Regions from separate parts of the Homo sapiens genome. Here region 2 is linked to region 1. The links are chromatin loops, found by intact Hi-C in ENCODE. Cell type or tissue: prostate gland. All regions are shown on one strand. Links, peaks and the distances in the headings refer to the core of each region. The heading gives the core; the rest is flanking DNA.

Region 1 (2,921 bases), core at 311-2,810:
GCCAGGTGAGTGGAGGAAGTTGGAGGCATTCAGTGTTCACCTCCATGTGCTTTTCAGAGACATACCTGGTGAGCTGTCTGCAGATACACAGCGTAGTGGGAGAGATACGCACGTGAAAGCAGCACAGGGCATGTAGCTAGCACTTGGTAAATATTAGTTTCCTTCCCCTTTCTGTGTGTAAGGCAAGTTGTACGAGCAAAGCATCCGCAGCTCAGAATGCAAAAATAGATCTCCATGTGGGGATGTGGCCTCTTTTCCCCAAGTGTGGACCAGATGTCAGGCCGCCTTGTGAGTACTCAAGGAATGTTACGGCTTCCTTCTTCAGGACTTCACTGCTTCTCTCCATATGGAGAAGGCTCCCTTTCCATGCACTTCCTGGATCTGAAAAACAAGAACAAGAAAGAGGATGGCTCTAAAGTCTCAGGAAATGGACCTTTCTATATCCTCCCTTTTAAAAAGCATTTGTATGTAGGTTTTTTAGGTCTTGCTGTCAAGTCGGATACACAGCTGTCATCTGTTATATCGGTGATTTAATAACATAATAAAAATTTATAGAGAACCACAAGCTCATGGATGTTTGTTTTGGAGTGCATTTATTCATCATTAGTATGGGTATTTTTAATCATTTACTGAGGGCCTAGCAAGGTGCTGGTAATTCAGAGATAAGGAAGATGTCATCCTTTAAACTTGAGAAGCTTATGAATGGCGAAGAGATATAATTAATTGTGAATGGAGTGTGGTAGATAGCATCAGGTTGTATATGAGGTAGAATCAGGAAAGCAAGAATGGCCAGCTCTGAATAGAGTGAGGAGGGAAGATGGGAGATGATCCTTGAGTTGTGTCTTGAAGAATGAGCAAAAATTATATTCATGGAAAGAAAGGATACAATATAAGTGACTTGTTGAGTTTTTCTTGGCTGATACTAAGAATGAATTTTCATTAAATATGCACCAGTAATTCACAGGAAATGATCAGGTCAGAATGTTATGGGACATTGGTCTGAAATATAATGAGAGGGGAAAAAAACAGAAAATTTAAAACGTTTATTTATGATGGCTAATATTCAGAGGGGCTAACTCCCTCCTGCCCAGATAAGGAGAACTTTGCCGCCTGGCAAGGGACCTGCGGCTCTGCACTGCCAGGGCAACAGAACCACACGTCTCAAACGTGGTGTTTAAAGAAGATGTTGGAAGGTTAGAGGCGGTGTAATGGATGGGATTTGACAGTTGCTGTGGCAACACACCCACTTCCAGAACATTAGTGTTAGTGGGAGGGCAGGCAAACTCGTGGTACTTGCCCTGGGCTGCCCTATGTCCCGTACCACCTGTTCTATGCCAAAGGTATGAACAAATTCAAAAGGACAAATGCCTCACATGGCTGATGGCTGCCTGCCTTTGTAGAACTGACCCTGGAATAAGATAAGAAGATGAGTAAATCAGAGAAAAGACAACAGGGAAATAGCGTGGAGGAGGAGGGGGAGGCCAGAGCAAGCAGTGTTAACTCCTTTCAGGTCAACATTTCCCAGGGTTATATTAGAATGTATTGACTAACTGGTAGATTTTTATGGGGAAAAAATGCATATGGCATCTGTGTGTCTAAAATGCCCTTGATAGAAGCAGTAGTGTAGAATGCTTTGGGGCATAAATAGTCCTTAGAGTAGCAAAAAGACAGGTTAATGCAAAATTGGTTGGACAGGTTTTGGTTGGAGGCCTGAGTGATTGCCTCCGGAGCACCACCTTCTGGGGAGTCATGGGTATGACATGGTGTGAATATTCCTGAGGTGTGGGTGGTTGGTTTCCTTACAAGGTAGGGTTTGCAAGCTCCTTACATCCACAGGGGCTGTTTCCTCTGGACCAGTCGTTCTCAATCTTGGCCTCACATGAGAATTACCAGTGATTTTTTTAAAAGAAATTTAAACATTTTATTACAAAATTAATATACGATTGTTGTAAAATAGGACTGTATAAAGAGTAACTTGAGTTCCCATATTCCATTTCCAGATTTAACTGTCCACAGTTTCTGCGTACTCTTCCAGACGTTCCCTTTGTGTTTATAAGCATTTATATACATATATATGGGGGTGGGTGTGTATATATTGTGTGTATGGAAATATGGAAATATATGTATATGCATACAATACATAGTGTTATGCATCTTGCCTTTTTCATTCAATATTTTTTGGAGATTTTTCCATATTAATACATATAGATCTGCCGGCTGCATAGAACCTATGATCTGGATATGCTATAATTTACTTAACAATGCCTCTAGGGATTTAGATTGTTTTCATCGTTGGATTCCATTCTTTGTACACTTGTGTGGTATATCTAAAGTTTTCATTCCTAGATGTGGAATTGCTGGATCAAAGTGTGTAGGCTCCAAAAGAATTGAACTAGTTCACACTCCCACTAAAAGTGTGTGAGAAAGCTGTTTCCTCTTCCATTCAAAAAAATTTTTTTTTTTTTTTACAGAGCCCAGGCCCCATTTTCAGATCTTCTGGGTGAGGTTGGAGGGGAGCTAAGTATCTGTACTTTTACAGAGCTCCACAGGTGAGGCTGATCTGTAACCAGGGTTGAGAACTTACATATGTTCTTATCTATGGCCTTAGATAGAGGGTGTAAAATTAGGAGACGCAGCTCCCACTGATGATGCCTGGGTCATGTCCTTTCAGATCCAAATTGCAAGATCTCCTTTAATGTGGTTAATTGGGAGAAATTGAATGACCCATTTCTTCTGAAATTTCTGTTAAACTGGAGGTCTTTATTTAGACAAATGTAAACATTAATCCATCTTTATTAAGATAATGTATGATTAAAGCAACAAGGTACCATCTAGGTTCTGTTTGATACTTTTCTTGTTATTCTGTAGTTATTTGTTCATAAACCATTTTTTCTTCTTATAGGCTTTCAAGGAAGAATTAT
Region 2 (2,921 bases), core at 98-2,597, 150 kb after region 1:
AGGCTGGAGTGCAGTGGCGCGATCTCAGCTCACTGCAAGCTCCGCCTCCTGGGTTCACACCATTCTCCTGCCTCAGCCTCCCGAGTAGCAGGGACTACAGGTGTCCGCCACCACGCCCGGCTAATTTTTTTGTATTTTTAGTAGAGACGGGGTTTCACCGTGTTAGCCAGGATGGTCTCAATCTCCTGACCTCGTGATCCGCCCGCCTCGGCCTCCCAAAGTGCTGGGATTACAGGCTTGAGCCACTGCACCCAGCCCATTTTAACCATTTTTAAGTGTACGGTTCAGTAGCATTAAGAACATTCGCAATGTTGTACAACCATCATCACTATCCATTTCCAGAACTGGTTCATCATCCCAAGCAGAAACTCTGTGCCCATTGAATGATAACTTCCATTCCCCTCCATGTGGCCCCTGGTAATCACTACTCTACTTTCTGTCTCTATAAAACTTGCCTGTTCTAGGTACCTCATGTAAGTGGAATCATATAATATTTCTCCTTTTGTATATCGTTCATTTCATTTAGCATAATGTCTTAAGGTTCATCCATGTTGCAGCATGTATCAGAATTTCATTCCTTTCTAAGACTGAATAATCTTTCATTATATATATATATATATATCACATTTTCTTTATCCGTTCATCTATCAATGGACATTTCAGTTGTTTCCACCTTTTGGCTATTATGTTCATATCTGTTAAAGGGGATGTAATATCTATTTCACAGATTGTTGTGAGGGTAAGATAACCAGGAAAAGGCCTGGTATATAGTAGGTGCTCAGTTAATGCTATGTTTTTTTCTCCCTGGCATAAGTTATTTATTTATTTATTTATTTATTTATTTATTTTATTTATTTTTGAGATGGAGTCTTGCTCTATTGCCCAGGCTGGAGTGCAGTGGGGCAATCTCGGCTCACTGCAAGCTCCGCCTCCCGGGTTCACGCCATTCTCCTGCCTCAGCCTCCCAAGTAGCTGGGACTACAGGTGCCCGCCACCACGCCTGCCTAATTTTTTTGTATTTTTAGTAGAGACAGGGTTTCACCGTGTTAGCCAGGATGGTCTCGATCTCCTGACCTCGTGATCCACCCGCCTCGGGCTCCCAAAGTGCTGGGATTACAGGCTTGAGCCACCACGCCTGGCCAAAAGTTCTTATATTTCCTTTAAGGCCCAAGTAAAGGAGTGTGATGAAAGGGACCGGATAATTCTTTTCCTATTTCTGTGCCTCTTTTGATTTCTCTGTTATAACTTCTCTAATTAATGCTTGGCTCTTCAAATTATTTACGGGAGGAAGTATTCCAGAGGATATGGTCGGGTGTTGGGAGGGGGAGGTGGGGGAGATGGGCAGGATGAGGGTAGAAGACAGAAACAGACATCCAGTTAGTTATATGTTGCTAAGCCTAAGAATATTTGCTGGCTGAAGGATCTGTTAACTTTTTCCAAAACGGTAATAGTGCTTACTGCAGAGATAGCGATCTTTGAAACTTGACCCTCCTTATTGCAAAAGCCCCAAGTGTTCAGATCTGGGCCATCAGGACTGGAAAATGAAGATGTTTTACCTCACTTCATCCTTTTCTTCTTCTAGGGCAGCTACTTCATGCCAATATGCAGTAGGATAGGGCAAAAGGTTGTGTTTTTCTTCTGTAACTTAAAGGAAATAATGTATTTCAAAGGATCCTGAGAAAGACCATATTTATTCTTGAATTCTTGTGGAATGTAAGTGGTATAAGGGCTTCTGGGGAAGCCAACTGTAGTAAGTCCCTCTCTTTAGAAAGCAAATGTCTAGACAGCTGGAGGGACCTGTCTATCCAGGGTCATAAACAAGTTGGTTTAGAGTAGGGACTAAAATCTTGATCACTTTACATCTAGCTAAGTATGTTCTTTTGTGCCTTACAGATCAACTGGTGTAAAGCTGATTTTCCAAACTTCGAGTTTTAAGGGAAATGGATAGGATACTCTTTTTTAAAATTATTTTTATTATTTTATGACAGAGTCTTGCTCTGACGCCCAGGCTGGAGTGCAGTGGCGCAATCTAGGCTCACTGCAACCTCCACCTCCCCAGTTCAAGTGATTCTCGTGCTTCGGCCTCCCAAATAGCTGGGACTACAGAATCATGCTGCCACGCCCAGCTCATTTTTTTGTATCTTTAGTAGAGAGGGGGTTTCGCCATGTTGGCTAGGCTGGCCTGGAACTCCTGACATCAAGTGACCTGCCCGCCTTGGTCTCCCAAAATGCTGGGATTACAGGAGTGAGGCACTGCGCCTGGCCCAGGATACTCTTACTAAAGGGTTTCTGGAAGTTTCTTTTGGGAGCAGCACTCATTGAGTAACCGTCTACTCTGTGCAAAGCCCAATATTGAGCACTATGAAGGAGAAATGAAAGAAACAAAAGTCATGGAATAGGGACCCTGGAAAAAGGAAAAATGGATACCTGAAAATATTATGCGGGTTTATTTGGGTTGGGGTGATCACTGATAGATAGATGCAATGGATTGAAGGATGATCCCCCAAAAGACACGCCCATGTCCTTATCTCCAGAAACTGTGACTATTATTTTATGTTGTAAAATATTGAACATGACTTTATATGACATAAGATATGATTAAGTTAAATCTTGACAGTAGGAGTTTTTCCTGGAGTACCCAGATGGACCCTAAATGCAATCACAAGTATGAAGAGAGGCAGGAGAAGTTTTGAGAGAGAAGAAGAGGCAGCAGTATGACCAGGTAGGTTAAGATTTCAGTGATGTGATCACAAGCCAAGGAACTCCTGGAACCACCAAAAGGTAGAAGAGGCAAGCAATAGATTTTCTCCTGCAGCCTTCGGAGGGAGTACAGCCCCTCTGACACCTTGATTTCATACTCCTGGCTTCTAGAATATGAAAGAAAAAAAATTTCTGTTGTTTTAAGACACTCATTGTGTGCT

The links. Peaks named below come from ENCODE experiments on the same cell type or tissue, not always from the same donor. Only the 100,000 strongest peaks of a DNase experiment are listed, where the experiment ranks them.
Region 2: a loop joins it to region 1, with 2.3 times the contacts of the local background. A loop is called at or near these places in 2 of 110 quality-filtered maps.

Annotation. Positions count from the first base shown.
Region 1 is chr17:55,294,386-55,297,306 of GRCh38, forward strand. The region is part of intron 2 of HLF (HLF transcription factor, PAR bZIP family member); the gene reads left to right. Among named protein-coding and RNA genes, the nearest start is that of HLF, 31 kb to the left of the region's middle. RefSeq lists silencers at 1,583-1,877, 1,603-1,897. In prostate gland, for the core only: a CTCF peak has its summit at 1,735 (motif pointing left); a DNase peak (open chromatin) is centred at 1,746; H3K27ac peaks cover 470 bases.
Region 2 is chr17:55,447,432-55,450,352 of GRCh38, forward strand. SMIM36 (small integral membrane protein 36) reads right to left here. Exons shown (of 5, transcript NM_001395421.2): 5 at 2,425-2,867. Among named protein-coding and RNA genes, the nearest start is that of MMD, 27 kb to the left of the region's middle. In prostate gland, for the core only: no CTCF peak of the experiment used is centred there; a DNase peak (open chromatin) is centred at 1,490.